2 separate regions of the Homo sapiens genome follow, and region 1 is linked to region 2. A link is an interaction called in ENCODE POLR2A ChIA-PET data of the cell type or tissue named here. Cell type or tissue: HepG2. All regions are shown on one strand. Each heading gives the region's core, and the rest is flanking DNA. Links, peaks and the distances in the headings are about the cores only.

Region 1 (11,197 bases), core at 2,085-7,084, 60 kb before region 2:
CCAGCTAATGTTCCCATCTAAATGAAAAAATCACTAGCAAAACGATTAGAACATATATCTAAAATCATTTTTAAACTATTATTTAGGCATAGGAAGAGAAATAAGAAAACTGACTTGACATTTATTTGATAAAACAGGTTGCACATTATACAACATGCTTTCCAGGAAAAATTATCCTATTTTTCAATCTCTGTAGGAGAAATTACCATAATCACAGAAAAAAGGGACCCTCATCTCCTTTTCATATTTGGACACAAAATATGGTATCCTGACACTTGAAAATCAAATAAGCTATAAAAGTAGTAATAATTAGATTAATATGAAGTACACCTGTTGTAACCTCCAATTGGAATGCTGGAAGAACTTGATGAAATAACACAAATATAACACCCAGCATATCAGTCATTATACAAGGTATTATTTCAATATTCATTTATTATAACCTTTATTACAACCACCTGCAAACTAATAGTTATCCCCAACACTACTTTCACCTATCTAAAGGATGTAGTAAAAAAAAAATCATGATGCCTATGTTGAAGAAATTAAACTCATCTTGTTTTTTTTTTTTTTTTTTTGGTCTCTATTGGCATTCTCATGAATTTAAAATTCACAACTTATTAAATCTCTTTCCTCATTCTGATGCAGAGAACCTAAAAAATAATAATAGAGGTGCTCAGAGAATATTATTACTTACACATCATCTAGCTTCAAATACTTCGCTCAATAGCCATCTGTTTTAGGTCCAGCTTCCTGGCTTTAGAGCTGCTCTCAGCTCCTCCCAGCCCCTAGCACCCTAGCACTGACAGATAGACTTTCTATAAATTCTCTGAAGGCAAGGCATATTTCTTAGTCTATAGTTTTATCTCAGATTCTTTTAAATCTGTTTATATGCACCATTTACAGTTCCCCAACATGTATGTTAAATCATAATTAAATACAAATGTATTAAGGAAGTAATATGTGAAAGGCAAATGTCTTCACCTCAGATCTGTGATTAACCCTCAAACTCAAAAATTTAATTGGCTCTCTTCCAATTCATACTTCCTGAAATATTCCCAAGGGTTTCTTAAAATACTTTAAAGAATTTATCAGAGTATGACAGCTCCTACTTAACTCTTGTAAATTCAGTTTTAAAAATATTATTAAATAAGAAAAAATATCATTCTTATTCATATTTCAAATGGATCTACAGAATTTTTTGCAGTTTGAATATAACAGAGAGAATTGTGTTTCACCAGATCCTAACAAAAATACTTATTAATTATTTGCTCATGTGTTTTATTTCAGAAAAGGAAATCTCTAACATGAATCTGTAATTAAACTCACGCAGACAGCCTGTCCCACTACATGCGTGTGCACACGCACACACACACACACTCAAAAGGATGAGACAACAAACAGTCCTGTTGCAATGTTTTTAAAACATAAAGTATACTCTTTAGCTCAGCTGCCAACTTGGCCTTACCTGGAGCCATAACTTGTTATGCACAGCATCTCTCCCTGTGGCAATGCACTGAAATGTAGCGTTTTGCCCTGCATTCACCTCTACATCCCCTAGACGGAGGAAATGAGGAGATTTATCTGTGAAGGAAGGGAAAAAAAAATGTATTTGTTTTCACATGAAGAAAATATGCCATGTTACTTTTCTCCAGCTGAATATTATCATTAGTGTTTTTACCTTTGGCCAAGACTAACATCAGAAAGAAGAAAACTGAGGGGCTTTTTTTGTGCCGGAAGACACCATTTCCTCTGTGACTCTCATAGTTCTCTTTTTCTCAATAGCTCTATTACTTACTGTTCCATAATTGCTGGAGTATTGTTCTCTACAGAGTGAGCACTCAACAATTGCTGCTGAACTGCTGCCATAGCATGTTGTATATGGATGATAATAAAACAGTTACAAACTTACAAGTCAAAGCAACCAAAAGAGATTAAATTGACATGAAATCAGAACCTAATATAAAGATATAATGAAAACATATAATGATTTCTAAACTACTGGCAGTGACACGGCCATTGAACTTATTAGGCTACATTTTAAGCAGTTAGATCTTTTTTTAAAAAAAACATCAATAGTTATAACCCTCTACAGCACTTCAAAGAACAAGGGAATATTTTTGCTTCTCAGAAAAAGAACACCAGCTAAACTGGTAAACTTTTTTTCTATTCCATTATAACCATAGTATAGTAATCCAAAATAAATACCCATATTAGACTAACAAAAATAATGACTGCAGTCAAAATATAAGTAAGATTTATGACTGACAAGTATCCTCTGAAACTACCTTTTAAAACTGAAGCCTCATCCATGTTTCCCATTGAAAGGAAATTTATATAAACAGCAAAAGCTAAGGCTCATGAGTAAAAAGAAAAGTTCATGGAGGGCCGTATCACCCTAAAACTGCTGTTGTGCTCAATCCACCATTTTCTGTGCACTTATGAAAGCCTTTCCTTAACACCTATCATTCAAGAAGTGAAAAATAAACAGTAGATAAAAACACAGCTCTCTTAAACTACAGATTGAAAGAACTTAGTAAGGCAGCTTGAACTTTAAATGAGATGATTTTGTTCTCTCTTTTCTTAGAATTTACCAACCACCACGTGGTATATATAATCTGACCCTTACTGGCTACATCTTTCTCTAGTGACTTACCTCTCAGGAAGAGATTTAAAATAAGGAATTCTTGAGTTAGAACATGAACTAAAGCAGCAGTTCTCAATTTACGAACTCTAGACCAGCAACATCAGCTGCACTGGAATCAGAAATGCAAATTGTCAGGCCCCACCCCAGACCTATTCAATCAGAACCAGGGGAAGAGCCAAGCAATCTGTGATTTACCACAGCTGTAGGTGATTCCGAAGCACACTAGAGTTTGACAACCACTCAGCAGGAGCACAGGTCTTGGCCCTCACAAGAGGCCCCAGCCTGCTGCTTACAATGTGTTATAGATGCTTCTCAGGGAGGATTGCTGAACAGATAACCCAGAATTCACGGGCCCTATAAAATGCTGCTTTTGGGAAATATAGGCAAAGTCTGAATTTATGCCAGCTGTTTTTTGCCTGGCTCTACTGAATGCATGCAGTAATTGTTTTTCATGGACTGTGATGTAAACACAAATTTAGGTACACCATCTGAAAACCAATCAATGTGCCTCTAAGGGCATAACAAAACTGTGTATTAATAAACCGAGTTTCTTGTTTTGTTTGCTTTCTTTTTTTTTTTTTTTTTGAGACGGAGTCTTGCTGTGGTTGCCCAGGCTGGAGTGCAGTGGTGCAATCTCAGCTCAGTGCAACCTCCACCTCCCAGGTTCAAGTGATTGTCCTGCCTCAGCCTCCTGAGTAGCTGGGATTACAGGTGTGCACCACCACGCCTGGCTAATTTTTTTTTTTTTTTTTTTGTAAGTAGAGATAGGGTTTCACCATTTTGGCCAGACTGGTCTCAAACTCCTGACCTCATGAGTTAGCCAGACATTTATTATGACAGAGGAGAAAAAAAGTAGTCCTAAATTTGGAATAAGGTGAACTAATTATTTCTCTTCATTTCACCCCAGCCCTCAACTCAGATCAAATAACTTCATGAGGCTTCTTTATATTTTCCTTTCTGTTGAACTCTGATTTGCTATTCTTCTCTGTTTTTCTAGACAATTTAATGATGCCAAAAAAATGAACAAGTCCTACTAACAGCTGCCTTTGCATGTATATTTTGTTCTCAGTAATGAAATAATTTAAAAGAATCTCCTAATAGGTATACAATTAGTTACAAGTTTGAAAAATATTTGATTCAAAAACTCTAGAAAGATATCAGTTTCCTTTTAAAACTCAATAGAAGGCTAGGACTAACAATAACAAGAGAGACAGCAAAAACCAAGTGATAAACAATCAATAGTCACTGCCAATATAAGGCAAGTGTGGAAAGGACATAGAAAAATACAATTCTTAATCACAACCTACCACAAGGATAACTCAGTACTTGGATGTCATCAATGGCAATATAACCACTTCTCCCTCCTGAGACTTCAGCTTCAAATATTACCTGTCAAAAAGAAACAGAAAATATTTACAACAATAGTTTTCAAGGAATTTCTACAGTGGAGGGGAATAGCTAAATATATGCAAAAGTAAATCTAATTTTTGTTCAGTAAGAATTAAAAATTTAACCTTATAATGTAAGTAATTTCCTAACTCTTGTACAGGTAAACAAATCAAAATATAAAATTTGAAGAAAAATTACGTTACAGAGGTTAAGCAGCTTAAATTTTTTAAGCAGTTATTACCAAGTATTGTTATATATCCTGAATAGGCAATATATAGGCAGACATAGAAAATCTCTTTAAAGGTAAACTTTCGCATATTGATTTTTTCCATTTTTGTTGTTTACTTAACATACATGGAGCACCTACTATGTGCCAAGCAGTATGTGAACCACTGAACACATTAGTAAGATAATCTGAGTTTTAAACAGCTGAATTTTCAAGGATGAGTGTCAACCAACAGATTATTGATGTTCCAGGCCAAAGGAACAAATACAATGAAAAAGATTGGGATGGCATGTTTGGAAAACTAAATAAATATAATCTCTATGGCTACAAAGGCTCAAAAGGGAAGAGATGAGATTAGAGACATAGGCATGGAAGGCCTTAAATACCATGAGGGTGAGGTCAGGAGTACAGCACTCAATAGTTTTATATCCAAGAATGTTAAGAAAAAAAAAGTTTCTAGATTTAAATATAAGCTCATTTTACAGTTTTGTAGTTATAGTCAATAGCAAAGCTTGATATGGCCTTTCTTTTAATGTGTGCTGTGGCTGGGTGCGGTAACTCACACCTATAATCCTAACACTTTGGGAGGCTGAGGCAGGAGGAGTACTTGAGCCCAGAAGTTCAAGACCAGCCTAGGGAACACAGTGAGAGCCTGTCGCTAAAAAAAAAAAAAAAAAAAAAAAAAGAAAAGAAAAGAAAAGAAAAAGATTAGCTGGGTGTGGTGACACATGCCTATAGTATCAGCTACTTCACAGACTAAGAGACTAAGGTGGGAGAATTGCTTGAACCCAGGAGTTCAAGGCTGCAGTGAGGTAGGATGACACCACCGCACTCCAGCCTGAGCGACAGAGCAAGACCCTGACTCTAAAAAAAAATAACAATAATAATGTGTGCTGTGACTTTCAAGAGAAAACAGATTTAGCATTCAGCTCTTCAATGTTGTATTTGATTCCTTTATTCATGGGGATACATACATTATTTTGGAGTATTTGCAAAGCATTTTTTAAAATGTAATGAAAGTTGATGTTTAAAGTAAGAATAGAATATAATCAAATTGGTCTAATAGAAACATATTTGGCTATAAAGTGAAAGATGATATGGAGAGAAAAAATAAGTCAATATGCTAGAAGTAGTGGGAATGGTGAGATGAGAAGAAAAAGGAAAGATAAAAATAATACTAAGGAAGCAGAGAAGGTAGAACTTACTGACTCAGTTGTGAAATATAGGACAACTCAATGATTTCTGGCTTAGACTACTAGGTGAATGATGCTGTCAGGATTCCTTCTCAGGACTAGTGATACAGAAAAGGAAACAAATTGAGGGAGAAAATAATGAAGTATGTTTTGAACATTTCAAATTTGATTTGCCTATGATAACACACAGTGGAAAATGCTTAAGTAATAACTAGATAGATAGATTTGGAAGAGAAGATTATCAGGGTAAAATAAAGGTATAAATTTCGAAGTTATCTGACGAAGGATATCAGATAACTCCATGGAAGGGAATAAGCGACTAATTTGAAAGTTAAAGTGATTGGTGAGTAAGATGGCATAAGAAGATAAATAAGAGAAGAAAACTACTGGAAATGAAAGTCAAGACTGAAAAGGCCACCAGCGGATATAAAGCCAACATCGAATGGTTAAGAAAGAAAGGGTGGTGGTACCAGGAGGTTTCAAGCAGGTCAACACTCCTAATAAAAGGATTAGGAAAGGCCAGGCATATTACAATAACAATAATTTAAAGATTTCAGATACGTGTGTAAACAGTGGCATCTAGATGCACACACATTTTAGAAGGTGAGAGCGTCTCTGATGTTATCTAATAATCTCCAGCCATTTTATTCTTTCCCATGGGAGTATCTGCCAATTCTGAGATCAGGCTATGGTTCTAGCTTAGTACAGACTGAAAACCTCTAGTAGGAGGAGGTGAAAACCTCTAGCAGGAGGAGGTGAAAACTGTGAAAGCTTGGTGCAGTTCTGCAGAAATAGAACAACAACTTGAAAATTTGGGAGGCTGAGTTTTCCAAAAAGACCTAGGTAAAGGCAAATAATATCTAACATAAGAAAGAGGTCAAGAGAAACTGAAACTAATAAGCATCACTTGGGGTTAGCTCTTAGGTATTTGGTAAACTCTGCCAGGACATTTTTACTCTGGTGGAGGAGGAGAAGTTTGATTGACTGGGCTGATAATAAGTTACATTTGTCAAGCACTTACTATATAAAGTAGACTGTCCCAAGCTACAGTCACACACATACACACACATAAATTGATTTAATCCTCATTACAATCACACGAGGTAGGTATTATTTTCATGTTCATTTTAAAGAAAAGTAATTGAACCAAGGCACAAAAGCTAACAAGTGGTGAAGCCGGGAATGGCCTGAGTCATCCTGCCTCTAGGTTGCTTTTGAAAACTTTACTACATTGCTTCTCAAGAAAAAGAAGACACAGAGTATTTCATTTAAGTAGACTTTAGAGTTTAAATTTCCTTTAAAAGTCTAAAATGTTAAGTAAATTTTAAATTTAAAAAATGAATTTCATTTTAACTAGCACACTGACTAGACATTATATTGACAAGATGGCAGCATGGTTCCATTAAACCCTTTCCATTCTCACACTACAACCACCTCAAAGTCAATAACAATGAGATAAGGTAAGCCGCTGGAATGGATGGCTCATCTCCCTTCCATCTGTCCCAATCATAAACTACCTGCATTACTTCTTTTCTACTCCAAGTTTACCCTTTGTGACAATTGATTTTACTGGAATAAGCTGAAAGTGAGATGGAGGATGGGGTCTTTGTGGTAAGCAGAATGCTTCATGATGGAAGGGTGGCCATCTATGAACACAGGAGGGTGTGCAATATGTGTGTGCATATGATTTACATTTCACATAAATGTATTTGGTGGGAACATAATTCCCATGTCATTTTGTAAATACTGGAACAAGGGCTTAGCAAGAAATAGAAAATAGTATTAAAAACTTTAAATAATGTATAACTTGAGACAACTCTGGTACAGACCACTTTCTCAGGGGTGAAAAAAACCCTGTATTATACTCCAAGCCCTCTTGTTTACAAATTCTTGAGGATTCACATAAATTTGAGATTTGAAACTTTTAGAGCTAAGTCTTAACCCCATAATATGAATATAATACAGCTTTCAAAAAAAGTTTTCTAAGGATTAAATAGCAGCATATAGAAAGGTGCTATCTAAACTAAAAGGTGTGATTGTCAACAGTGTAATACCTGAAGTCTGTATAAATGTATCCTAGGAAAATAAGTTTTATTTGCTTGTTTGTGGTTTAAGGAAAGAGAAGTTACAGAAAAAAAGTTTTTAAAAATCATTTTTTTGAAAACAATGACATTCTAATGAATAAATACACATCATTGTTGGTTATTTCAGTTTTGTTGTCAGTATTCATTAAATTATTTTAATTTCTAGGTCTATCTTAGCTTCACTTTCTTGAGTTGTTTAACTTCTTGTACTTTAAACAAGATTACTACACCCCTGAGAAAAAGTTTCATATGTGTTCATTTAAATTGAGCTTTACTCAGGACAATAAATTGAGGCCTTGATTTAAAAGGAGGCAAAATAATTGGTTCTTTATTTAAAAAAAAAAAAAGTTCCTCTTTTTAGTGACCTCATTTTCCCTGCTAAATGTTGTCTTTGCCTCATTAACGAGAGCTAGAAGAAATTTCTAAGATCAGATTCCTTTACTGCTAAAGATCTAATCAGCTTTATCACTTCAACAGAGCCCTCACCTTGTAGGGCTCTTCTGTCCTGTCAGGGAAAACAAATCTCAATAGCTTAATTACGCAAAGCGTGCTTGGGCTAATGCTCAGGTCAGATCTAATGCTTGATGTCAAGCAGTCAACCAGGCTTCCCAGAAGAAGAGAGCAATGAAAGCCATACCAGATGTCAACTTTAAACCTTCCAGGAGGCCAGCCTGGGAGCAGAATGAACAGGCTCTGCTTTCTAAGCCATTTTTACTCCACTCCATTACCTGAAACACTGAAGGTGATGATTCTAATCAAATTTTTGCTACTCCAGCAACAGTCCTGGATTATTAACTAAATAAGTGAAATAAAGTTGAATTAAACTTGGGGGAGATGGGAAACCCTAGAGAACAAGGACAACTTTTTCCTCTAGCAAACTGAATGAATCCACAGGAAGTGTCTCCTATAATGGAAAGCTGAACTGGGTGTTTGGAAGCCTGGGATCTACTATCACGTGTAACCCAAGCAAGTTATTAATATTTAACTCGGGTCTCTGTAGTCTCATCTTGACAATACTGCCTTTCCGTACATCACGGGTTTCTTGTGAAGACTGAATGGTATATGTGAAATGATTAATTAATATATGCAATATGTAATACAAGATATTACAGATACTAGAAAAATCTGAAAAAAATTTCCCCTTAATATTCTTTCAATATATCATAGTGTTAAGAGCCCAGGCTCCAAAGTCAGATATATATTTAACTCATATTCTTTTTCTTTTTTTTAATGAGACAGATTCTTGGTCTGTCACACAGGCTGGAGTGCAGTGGCATGATCTGGGCTCACCCTAACCTCTGCCTCCCAGGTTCAAACAATTCTCGTGCTTCAGCCTCCCCAGTAGTTGGAATTATAGGCACATGCCACCACGCCTGGCTAATTTTTGTATTTTTGTAGAGACGGGGTTTTAACATGTTGGCTAGGCTGGTCTCGAACTCCTAGCCTCAAGTGATCTGCCTGCCTCAGCCTCCCAAACTGCTGGGATTACAGGCATGAGCCACCACACCTGGCCTAGTTCGTACCCTTTAACTGTAACTTTAACTTATGTAAAATGAAAACTTCAATTTCTTCTTCTATAAAGGAAAGTTTATAGGGAAGATTAAATGAGATAATGCACATAAAACATTTAGCACATCTCCTGCCACACAGTAAGCATGCTATGTTAAGTGGCACCACTTTTATGAGCAGAAAATAGCCATAAAAGACACATGTACTAAAATTATATTTCTTCCATTCCCTTCTCCCTCCACTAAAAACCTAACCCCCCAATCCCAGTTTGGAAAAACATGAATAAACTAGTATTTTATTCCTATAAACCTCCTTAAATTCATGTTTTTTATTTTAATATTTAAACATTAAATTTTGCTAACGTTCAGAATAAATCACACATCTGCCTTCAAAGAACAAATGTGCCCAAATCAAAACCTATTTCTAAATATTTATGCCCAAATTTCAGTAACGAATAAAATAGGCATCTGTAACACACACAAAGATAGAATGACACTGCAGATCCAACCCTATGAGTACCAGTAAAGCACATGTATCTTTATCTGTTATGACAAGGTGTGACCTCCAATTTAGGAACTGTAGTTAACTTTGTGTCCTTAAAGCTCAAATACTGTCTATCACAAAGTAGACATTCAACAAATGATAACAAGACTATATACATCTGTGTGTATATACACATTACATATATGTGCATATATATAAAACATCATCACATAAAATTGAATTCTACCATGTGAACCTTAAACATTGTAGTTCCACAAGATGTGTCCTCAATCTTTCACTCTCTTTGCCCTATACTTTCAACTCTGATAAGATTGAGGAAGATGAGGCTACAATGAGGACAGAGGGAAATGAAAAAAATATATTTAAGTATATAGAACTACAAAAGGAAAATGGAAGTACATGGCATCACAAAAGCTTATTAATAAAAGAGTATCTAAAGGAGAAGAGATGTCAGGAACCCAATACTGGCCAAATACTACATAAAATGGTTATTGGAAATGCCCCTTATTTGTGCCATTGAGATCAGAAGTGCCCAAAGAAAGAGCGGTCTGTATGAAGAATGGAAGTGGAAACTATATTGGACAATGAAGAACACAGTGAAAGCACAGAGACACCAAGGTTAAGAATGCTTTATAGGAAGTTTGTCTGAATGGATAAAGAAAAATTTGACTAAGGATAGAAAAAGATATGGGATCAAGGAAAGGTTCAACTTTCAAAAAATTTTTCTTATTACTTTTAAGGTAAGAAACACTTAAACTTGTTTAGATATTGAGGATAATTCAATTTGGTAGCGAGTATTTGTGTATACACATGAAAGAAGTGATAACTGTTAGTGTGAAACAGGATAAAATCCAAATCACAGGCTGTAAGACAGGCTCTCTCTGCCTTTTTTTATAGTAAGAGGAAATGAGAAGATGCATAAAAATGTAATTTCTAGGACTGGTAGCCAAAGAAGTTTCCATTATATGACTACAATTTTCTCAGCTATAAGTAATAGGCTAGTGAAAAGAAGGAGTGGTTGAAGTCTGGAGAAAATTGAAAGGAGTTGAAATACAGAGTAGAAGAACAAAGATAACTGAACAGAAAAATATAGTAGTAGAATTTCCAGTTATATTTGGACCCAATTGAAATTGATAACCCTGAATTTCTAGTGATCAAAATCTATCATGTGGTGTGATTTAAAAAAAAAAAAAAACAGTATTTTTTTTTTAATTTAAGCCCAGAAAAAGTGGATAGAATAAAAGTCAGTAAAGAGTTTATGGAAACAGCAATTGTATAACAAAAGTTATCACAATGAAATCAAATTTTGATTTCATTTGATGATAAGCAAGTTGATGAACTAGCTAAAGACAGATGGTTTGATGGATTGGAGCTCTCCATGAAGTTACTGGATGATCTAAGCAAAATGAGTATAGTAGAAGAAGATAGGTTTATACTTGGGAAGTATGATACATATGCATAAAGTTAGAACAGTTGTGAGATATTACAACATCCATGTAACCAGAGTAGTAAACAGAGGTGTGACCTTTGGAAGTGGTGAGGTGAAAAAACTATCCAGGCGCTTTCCACACATATACTGATGTCGTCAGGAAGACGATGAGCCTTGAAAGTGGAGAGAGCAACTCTAAATTATGCTGGTACCCAA
Region 2 (11,197 bases), core at 3,568-8,567:
ATCCTAAATATATATGCACCCAACACAGGAGCACCCAGATTCATAAAGCAAGTCCTGAGTGACCTACAAAGAGACTTAGACTCCCACACAATAATAATGGGAGACTTTAACACCCCACTGTCAACATTAGACAGATCAATGAGACGGAAAGTTAACAAGGATACCCAGGAATTGAACTCAGCTCTGCACTAGGCAGACCTAACAGACATCTACAGATCTCTCCACCCCAAATCAACAGAATATACATTTTTTTCAGCACCACACCACATCTATTCCAAAATTGACCACATAGTTGGAAGTAAAGCTCTCCTCAGCAAATGTAAAAGATCAGAAATTATAACAAACTGTCTCTCAGACCACAGTGCAATCAAACTAGAACTCAGCATTAAGAAACTCACTTAAAATCGCTCAACTACATGGAAACTGAACAACCTGCTCCTGAATGACTACTGGGTACATAACAAAATGAAGGCAGAAATAAAGATGTTCTTTGAAACCAATGAGAACAAAGACACAGCATACCAGAATCTCTGGGACACATTCAAAGCAGTGTGTAGAGGGAAATTTATAGCACTAAATGCCCACAAGAGAAAGCAGGAAAGATCCAAAATTGACACCCTAACATCACAATTAAAAGAACTAGAGAAGCAAGAGCAAACACATTCAAAAGCTAGCGGAAGGCAAGAAATAACTAAAATCAGAGCAGAACTGAAGGAAGTAGAGACATAAAAAGCCCTTCAAAAAATTAATGAATCCAGGAGCTGGTTTTTTGAAAGGATCAACAAAATTGATAGACTGCTAGCAAGACAAATAAAGAAGAAAAGAGAGAAGAATCATATAGATGCAATAAAAAATGATAAAGGGGATATCACCTCTTTATCGATCCCACAGAAATACAAACTACCATCAGAGAATACTACAAACACCTCTAAGCAAATAAACTAGAAAATCTAGAAGAAACGTATAAATTCCTTGACACACACTCTCCAAAGACTAAAACAGGAAGAAGTTGACTCTCTGAATAGACCAATAACAGGCTCTGAAATTGTGGCAATAATCAATAGCTTACCAACCAAAAAGAGTCCAGGACCAGATGGATTCACAGCCGAATTCTACCAAAGGTACAAGGAGGAACTGGTACCATTCCTTCTGAAACTATTCCAATCAATAGAAAAAGAGGGAATCCTCTGTAGCTCATTTTATGAGGCCAGCATCATCCTGATACCAAAGCCGGGCAGAGACACAACCAAAAAAGACCAATATCCTTGATGAACATTGATGCAAAAATCCTCAATAAAATACTGGCAAACCGAATCCAGCAGCACATCAAAAAGCTTATCCACTATGATCAAGTGGGCTTCATCCCTGGGATGCAAGGCTGGTTCAATATACACAAATCAATAAATGTAATCCAGCATATAAACAGAACAAAAGACAAAAACCACATGATTATCTCAATAGATGCAGAAAAGGCCGTTGACAAAATTCAATAACCCTTCATGCTAAAAACTCTCAATAAATTAGGTATTGATGGGACGTATCTCAAAATAATAAGAGCTATCTATGACAAACCCACAGCCAATATCATACTGAATGGGCAAAAACTGGAAGCATTTCCTTTGAAAACTGGCACAAGACAGGGATGCCCTCTCTCACCACTCCTATTCAACATAGTGTTGGAAGTTCTGGTCAGGGCAATTAGGCAGGAGAAGGAAATAAAGGGTATTCAATTAGGAAAAGAGGAAGTCAAATTGTCCCTGTTTGCAGACGACATGATTGTATACCTAGAAAACCCCACTGTCTCAGCCCAAAATCTCCTCAAGCTGATAAGCAACTTCAGCGAAGTCTCAGGATACAAAATCAATGTGCAAAAATCACAAGCATTCTTATACACCAATAACAGACAAACAGAGAGCCAAATCATGAGTGAACTCCCAATCACAATTGCTTCAAAGAGAATAAAATACCTAGGAATCCAACTTACAAGGGACGTGAAGGATATCTTCAAGGAGAACTACAAACCACTGCTCAAGGAAATAAAAGAGGATACAAACAAATGGAAGAACATTCCATGCTCATGGGTAGGAAGAATCAATATCATGAAAATGGCCATACTGCCCAAGGTAATTTATAGATTCAATGCCATCCCCCATCAAGCTACCAATGACTTTCTTCACAGAATTGGAAAAAACTACTTTAAAGTTCATATGGAATCAAAAAAGAGCCCGCACTGCCAAGTCAATCCTAAGCCAAAAGAACAAAGCTGGAGGCATCATGCTACCTGACTTCAAACTATACTACAAGGCTACAGTAACCAAAACAGCATGGTACTGGTACCAAAACAGAGATATAGATCAATGGAACAGAACAGAGCCCTCAGAAATAATGCCGCATATCTACAACTATCTGATCTTTGACAAACCTGAGAAAAACAAGCAATGCGGAAAGGATTCCCTATTTAATAAATGGTGCTGGGAAAACTGGCTAGCCTTATGTAGAAAGCTGAAACTGGATCCCTTCCTTACACCTTATACAAACATTAATTCAAGATGGATTAAAGACTTAAACGTTAGACCTAAAACCATAAAAACCCCAGAAGAAAACCTAGGCATTACCATTCAGGACATAGGCATGGGAAAGGACTTCATGTCTAAAACACCAAAAGCAATGGCAACAAAACCCAAAATTGACAAATGGGATCTAATTAAACTAAAGAGCCTCTGCACAGCAAAAGAAACTACCATCAGAGTGAACAGGCAACCTACAAAATGGGAGAAAATTTTCGCAACCTACTCATCTGACAAAGGGCTAATATCCAGAATCTACAATGAACTCAAACAAATTTACAAGAAAAAAACAAACAACCCCAACAAAAAGTGGGCAAAGGACATGAACAGACACTTCTCAAAAGAAGACATTTATGCAGCCAAAAACACGTGAAAAAATGCTCACCATCACGGGCCAACAGAGGAATGCAAATCAAAACCACAATGAGATACCATCTCACACCAGTTAGAATGGCAATCATTAAAAAATCAGGAAACAACAGGTGCTGGAGAGGATATGGAGAAGTACGAACACTTTTACACTCTTGGTGGGACTGTAAACTAGTTCAACCCCTGTGGAAGTCAGTGGGGGGATTCCTCAGGGATCTAGAACTAGAAATACCATTTGACCCAGCCATCCCATTACTGGGTATATACCCAAAGGACTATAAATCATGCTGCTATAAAGACACATACACACGTATGTTTATTGCGGCATTATTCACAATAGCAAAGACTTGGATCCAACCCAAATGTCCAACAATGATAGACTGGATTAAGAAAATGTGGCACATATACTATGCAGCCATAAAAAATGATGAGTTCATGTCCTTTGTAGGGACATGGATGAAATTGGAAATCATCATTCTCAGTAAACTATCGCAAGAACAAAAAACCAAACACTGCATATTCTCACTCATAGGTGGGAACTGAACAATGAGAACACACGGACACAGGAAGGGGAACATCACAGTATGGGGACTGTTGTGGGGTGGGGGGAGGGGGGACGGATAGCTTTAGGAGATATAACTAATGCTAAATGACAAGTTAATGGGTGCAGCACACCAGCATGGCACATGTATACATATGTAACTAACCTGCACATTGTGCACATGTACCCTAAAACTTAAAGTATAATAATAAAATAAAATTTAAAAAAAATTACAATATGTCCTTACCTCCCAGATTTCAACATACACACCCCACCCCCACCACACTGCTCTATCTTCTTTCCCATAACTGTACTACCATCTAGTCTTACTTATAATGTTAGCTGTTCATTGTTTGTAACCACCTTCCCCAACAGGAGAGCTTTTTCAGAGTCAAGACTTGTTTCTTTGACCCATTGTTACATTTTAAGTACTGAAAATAGTGCCTGGCATGAAGAAGACACTTGAAAAATATTTCTTGAATAAACAAGTGAATGTTTCCCCTAATGGAGGGTGGATATCACTATTTCTATTTTTAATAAAGCCACAAAAATATAGCAATTTGTCCAACTGTAAAAAATTTCAGCATTTCTTTTAATACAATTCATTTTTCCCAAAATAATGTTTTTACTCATACATTATTTTAAATCTTAAAATCAGAAATTTTATTTTGTTTGCTCAAATGCTTAAACCAAAATGATAATTTTTCAATACTCTCTTTTAAAAAAAAATAATAGGTAAAAGTATGTATCACATTGGTGTGTTGGTAAATTTTGCATTGTACTTGTTATTTGCTTTAAAATTTAACATTTAAGAAGCTGAGAGAACTGTTAAGCACATGCATTAATATTATTAGTTACGATAATAATAATAATATTAATCACTAACATTTGATTTCACACTCTGATCCAATTTTTAAAAGTACATTAAAACTTCAGGCATATAGTATCTTCATTTTTAAAATAACATTAATTTATTTACATTATAAAAAGAGTCTTTTTGCCTTTTCAGAAGAAAGTAATTCTATAAATGCACATCTACTTATCACATATACTAAATGAATATATGGTTTTAATTCATCTGAATATACACACTGTTTGAGTTTACTTTAGAGTTGGAGATCATCATTGATCATATATTATTTGATAACTAGACTGCCTTTCTTCCAAGCTGGAAGGCTATATTACTTTACTCTTCCTTTTAGGATGAGGATATTATCTCAGGGATTTATGTTCTGGATCTATATAAGCAAAAATAAAATGATTTATATTGTCTTGCCTGCTTTAGGTAGATTATTTTGTAGCACATTCAAAAATTGGCCTTCTGTTAAGAATAGCAGATAATACAGATAACTTTATCTTAAGTTCCCGAGACTAAATTACAAATAAAGAAACAAAAAAGCTAACCAAAGACAAACCAGAAGAACACATCATTTTCATAAAAAGCCAGGAAACGGGCCGGGTGAGGTGGCTCACGCCTGTAATCTCAACACTTTGGGAGGCCGGGGTGGGCGGATCACGAGGTCAGGAGATGGAGACCATCCTGCCTAACATGGTGAAACCCCGTCTCTACTAAAAATACAAAAACAAAATTAGCTGGGTGTGGTGGCGGGCGCCTGTAGTCCCAGCTACTAGGGAGGCTGCGGCATAAGAATGGTGTGAACCCAGGAGGCGGAGCTTGCAGTGAGCCAAGATCGCACCACTGCACTCCAGCCTGGGCGACAGAGGAAGACTCAATTCCAAAAAAAAAAAAAAAAAAAAAAAAAAGCCAGGAAAGAAACAGAATATCATGTGCGTCAGAACTATCCATACTTCCATTGCTCTGTTTATTTACTCAAAACATGCATTTGGAAGAAGTTAAAACCAGTCTTCTAGGCTAAAGTCAATAAATCTTTTAAATTTTAACTTCTTTGAGATTTCTGTAAGATTTGTCAGTCTTACCTGTTCCTTTCTTGAAACATTCTCTTCCTTTAAATTTCCTGTTACTCAATATTGTGGTTTGTACTTAACTCGTTATATGTTGCTTCTCTGGCCCCTTTTGCAGGCTCAATTTTCTGGCTCTTCTATAGACTATCATAAATGTTGGTATTCATGAACCCTTTTCATACTCTGTTTATTCTTCCAGGGCAATACTAGCTTAGCTCCTTCTCACTTCTGTCAGTATCTTTATGCTAACGGCTCCTTAGTTAGGATCTTTCTCCTAACCCTTAAATATTCAAACTTTGAGCCAATGGCACATGGCTGGCCCACAGTCACCTAAACCAGCATCTTCAACCCCACAACTCACAGTGTACACATACACACACACACAAACACAAAACATACACACTCATAATCTGCCTCCTCTCAAATAACTTATGTATCAAAAAATGGCATCACGATTCACTACGCTTGTACAATTAGAAAACCAGGCAACATGTCCGCCTTCCTTCCCTAAACTCACATGCCAATAACCTTCTACTCCTATCAGTTACATCTCCAAGGCATTTCTGAAATCAACTGACTTCACTCAATCTGCATCACCAGTATTTCAGGTTTTGCATCCCCATCTCTGACCTACAGTCGCTAAATCTGCAGGCTAACTCCAGTTCTGCCTATTGTCTCCCCATTCCTAACTACAGCTTCCAAAGCTGGTCGCCCTTTTTTGTTCCACTAAACTCTACCCCCTAGATTCACTGGGAAGTTTTCCTATGAATCCGTATTACTGGCATTGCATTAAGGAGCTGAGGTCTTTGTCAGTCTATGAGAAGCCCTTAGGGAGTGAAAGCGGCCCCATAGGTGAGAAGTAAGACAGAGAATAAACATTTGGAGATCATATCCGTTAGTGTATTACTCCTACTATATTTCTCATCAGTTCTCTTCCATGCTACTGCCTAGGTTATATTTGTAATAAAATGATTTCATATGGGTTGATGCTGTTCAATATTAGTGCATGGTATTCTATTATAAATCATACATTCTCTAAGTAGATAGGACTCTTTGCTACCTCAATATCTTAAAATAATATCTGCTGTAGTTGATTACCTTAAGCTGGAAGACTTGTTAAAGCTGTGGAATGAAGATTCGTTGCTTAACTTTATTCCATTAAAATAAGTTGTTCAAGCACATTTCTGTTTTTAAAATGAATTTTTTTTCTTTAAAACAATCTATTTTTACATAGAATTTAAAGAGCATACAATTTTCATAATGATTGCAGTTCCAAGGGCTGATTATTTCAATTACAACACTCATTTAACAATTATTTGAAGTCTAGATACCTGTTGAAACAACAGAGTTTACCCTACGAAGACAAAAGCAACACTGCAGTCAGACTGAAACACAATCATGGAAGATGGTTGTGTCACAGCCCCACGACTTATGCAATTTTGGAGCCCAGGACTTATGCAATTTTGGAGCATTAACATTATTCTGAAATGTGCTCCATATTTTGCCTGTGGTTTACCTAAAAAGACCAAGAGAGGCACAGTAGTGCCTTCTGCTCTTCACTGCTAAGCTGGGGTGACATAAGACCTCTTTCCACATAGTCTTGCCAAGCAAAACCTAAGTATACTAGTTAGAAGGAGAAACATAGCTTCTTTATGAGAGAAAGTATTTTAGAATAACTCACAAATTAACAAGTTTTCTTTAATTAATGTCACTACTGAAGGGGGTAGCATTTAACATCAGGGAGGCCCAACTTTAGCAACTATATTTTAGCTTAAATAAGTACCCATGTTTCATTATATCATACAGAACAGGTAATTTCAATGGATGTAAAGGATAAAAATACACAAAACACCCCTTTGGTTGGACTTTAAGAGAAAAAGTTATTTGTAAAATGCATAAAACATTTAAGTTTTTTTGAAAGTAGTTGAATGGAAAGGCTCACTAAGAACCCTTTCTGTGTGTGATATGTGCAAATCAAGTGGCTTCTTATGAGTCTCTAAAATCTGGTTGTTAGAGAAAATAATCATTAAAGCCCTTGAAATTAAAACATATATAACTCTACCAATTGCTAAGTTTAATAACGATGATTACCTGTTTAAAGAAATGCAACTTTGCACAAAGAAAAGCATCTCCAGATTTATTTGTTCAAGAGAATTCAGTAGAACGCTAAATTCCCAAGGAGTTCATTTTCACATACAATCAGCACATGCTCCCTAGTCCAGCTAGGAAGACAGTTAACAAACTGATAAAACCTAGAAGAGAGAAGAAGACAAGAAACTATTTTTTTAATAAAACAAAACTTGTGAGAAACAAGGCACTCTAACTCACCATGGCAGTTTAAGAAATGGATCATATACCACCGTGCTGCTCAAAAAGCAGTGGCAAATGGCAGTTCTCTGGCATGCCTATTTTGTTACTTCCATATTTCTTAAATAATTTTTTTTCTGAAGATAAAAATAGCTCTTTATTCTACTCAAGTATTCTTTTCTTGAATGCTATAAAGATGAGCTAAACAGTAAGTTTGAAAAAGAAGACAAGAAAGAGTCGATACTCTTTTTACTAGATTTTTGAAGAATTCCCGTTTCAAAGTCATCATTTTATTGGCTTATCACTGTCATTTTAGTGCAGACTAATTAATATCTGAAATAAAGTTGACTAATAGAGGTGGCTTCAACCAGATTTTTCTCCTTCTTTTATTTTTCTTCTTTACATGAATCACCAAATAATACTGGATTATCCTTCTACATCTTTAGTAGCTTAGAGGATTTAAAGTTTCCTTTTTTCCACAAAGAGTCCATAAACATATCAGGCTTGAATAGTTAGTCTAGGTACTTTCACTATGACTCGCCTTGTTTATATAAAACAGAAATGTAAGAAAACAAGTCTACTAGAATCTAAATGTATTATTGCTATGGTAGCATTACTTTTCTCTGGCTGAGAAAGTCAAGAAACACACAAAAAGAAAAGAAATCAAGAAAACAAATAGAAATGAAACATTTATAGTTAACATTTAAAAAACAAGTAATTTAGGAAAGAAAGGCTATCCATGCAGGTTGAAAATTGGATCTTCAGAAAAATACAGATTCTGTCAATTATTCTAAGTAAAACTCAAATGTTTCATTTTTGCCATAATAAAATTAATAGCATCCTTTAAACTTTAACTACACAAATGAATTGTTATTAAAAGAATTTCACCCAGAAGAACCCAAATACAATTTCATAGAATAAGACCAGTATCCTTCTACTAATCAATCCCTCAGTATTTATTAATTATGTGTTATATGCTAGCTATTATGATGGATGCTATAGGGAATGCATTAGTTTGTTCTAACACAGCTATGAAGAAATACGTGAGACTGGGTAATTTACAATCATGGCAGAAGGCAAAGGCGAAGCAGATATCTTCTTCACAGGGTGGCAGGACAGAGTGAAGGGGGAAGCCTCTTATAAAACCATCAGATCTCCTGAGAACTCACTCACTATCACAAGAACAGCGTGGGGGAAACCATCCCCATGATTCAGTTATCTTCACCTGTTCTGCCCTTGGCACATGGAGATTATGGGGATTACGATTCAAGATGAGAATTGGGTGGTGACACAGAGCCTAACCATACCAGGGAATAAAGGAAAATATAAGAATCTGTACCTTTATTTCAACAAAAACATTCAAGAAGGTTATAGCTCAGTGAATCATGAATGCCAAAAGAATGATAGAATGGATTGGATTTCTATTTGCCAGTTAGTGGAGCAATGGATACAATGGAATGAGCTAATAAGTGAAAACAAAAATGCAAGATAATTTAAAGAGAAACTAAGTTAGAAGACAGATGTTATAAAACAGAACTGGGGCTAGACAAGAAACAGAGAGAGCCTTAGGGACCAGCCACTTTACTATGACAAAGAGGAATTAATAATGTTACTTTCATTCGAGAGAATCGGCAAGGTATGGTGGCTCATGCATGTAACCCCAACATTTCAGGAGGTTGAAGCCAGAGTAGCTTGAGGCCAGGAGTTCAAGGCTAGCTTGGTCAACATAGGCAGACAGCATCTCTGAAAAAAAAAATTTAAAAATTAGCCGGGTGTGGTGGCATGTGCCTGTAGTCCCAGCCACTCGGGAGGCTGAGGCAGGGAGGATCACTTGAGCTCAGGAGTTAGAGACTGCAGTGAGCTATGACCACAGCACTGCATTCCAGCCTGGGCAACAGAGTGATATTTTGTCTCAAAAGAAAAAAAATTAAGAGAATCAAAATTTATACTTTAGAAAAATTAATACTAATATGGTGTCAGCTGCACATGATCTGTGTGGGGAAAACAGAAATTCAAGAGGTATACTTGAAACATTTCGGAGGTCTGAGGTTCAGGTCACATGGCATGAAATAGGGTGGTAGTAGGAATAAAAACTATCAGATAAAAACTCATTTCAAAGGACATGTTTAAAGGATCTAGATGCCAGTTAGATGTAGGGGGAGTAAGAAAGTGTGAGAAACTGGTTCCATTTTAGATATAATTAGTTTAAGGTGATGTACATCAACATGGAAATTTCTAGCAGGCAGATAGAAGGCTCAGAGCTCAGAAGAAAAAAAAATATATATATATATATATGGATATATACATACACACACACACACATAGACACACACATACAAGACAAACACAGAGAAACAAAGAAAAAAACACAGAAAAAAATGTATATGCATGAATCCAGCACTAAGGAAGAGTATCATAAATATCCTACTTTATGCTGTATATAAAATCAAACCCAAAGTCATCAAATATTTAAATTGGAAAGGCAAATCATAAAATTTTTAGAAGAAATATAGAATTAAATAACCTCAGTGCTGGGAAGAGCTTCTTAACAAAGTCATTCCTTTTTTATTTGTAAAGTAAAAAAAAAAAAAATCAAAAAAAAATCAATATTAAAATTAAGGCTTTTTGTCCAAAGAACTATAAGAAACTGAAAAAATAAACCCAAGCCAAGACAAGCATGTATTATTGTCAAATGATTACTATCTAGACCAGAAAAGAAGGCTTCCCAATTGATAAGAAACAGATAAACCAATAGATAACTGAGCAAAAGACACAAATGAAAACATGAAAGGGAAAGAAACACAAATATCAGATATTTGAAAACATGCTCAACCTCAATGGTAGTCAGAAAAATTCAAATTTGGACCACAATATTATCTTTACCTAATAGGAAAAATAATCTGAAAATGTGCAAATAAATACCAAGGGTTACTCAGCATATGCATCAATAGAAATGCATACTGCCAGCTGGAATGCCAATTGTTCAGTCATTTTGGTGAACAGCTTAGAGTCAACAAGTTGAATACATAAACCACATGACTTAGCAATATCACTACTTAGCAATATCATACACATGTACATGAATGCTCATAACAACATTTTTAAAAATATTACCACTAGAAAACCAGAAAACAACCCAACTATCCATAGACAAATGACTGAATAATCAATTTCAGCTTATTCAAAAATAGAATGCTATACAACACTGAAAAAAATGATTACCACTACATAAACCTGGATATTGACTGGGAAAAAAAAATCGAGTAGCCAAAAAATATACAAATCATGATACCATTTATAAAACATTTGTTAACTGTATAAAACAAAATATTTGTTTAAAGTAAATTAAAGAAAAAAGAAACAAAATGATGAACAAAAAATTCAAAATACTACATTCCTTAGGATAGAAGGAAAGTGATTAATAGAGAGAAACTTTTAGGAAGTACTGGTAAGATTAAGTCGATTTCCATAAAACATACATATATTATTA

The links. ChIA-PET counts read pairs that join two places held together with the same protein. Peaks named below come from ENCODE experiments on the same cell type or tissue, not always from the same donor. Only the 100,000 strongest peaks of a DNase experiment are listed, where the experiment ranks them.
Region 1: POLR2A ChIA-PET joins it to region 2 with 5 read pairs; 3 of 35 experiments call an interaction of 5 or more read pairs at or near these places.

Annotation. Positions count from the first base shown.
Region 1 is chr6:128,238,567-128,249,763 of GRCh38, forward strand. It overlaps PTPRK (protein tyrosine phosphatase receptor type K), which reads right to left. Exons shown (of 30, transcript NM_002844.4): 4 at 3,955-4,036; 5 at 1,469-1,584. Among named protein-coding and RNA genes, the nearest start is that of PTPRK-AS1, 220 kb to the left of the region's middle. RefSeq lists a silencer at 1,598-1,892. In HepG2, for the core only: no CTCF peak of the experiment used is centred there; a DNase peak (open chromatin) is centred at 4,605.
Region 2 is chr6:128,297,177-128,308,373 of GRCh38, forward strand. The region is part of intron 3 of PTPRK (protein tyrosine phosphatase receptor type K); the gene reads right to left. Among named protein-coding and RNA genes, the nearest start is that of PTPRK, 220 kb to the right of the region's middle. In HepG2, for the core only: no CTCF peak of the experiment used is centred there; no DNase peak of the experiment used is centred there.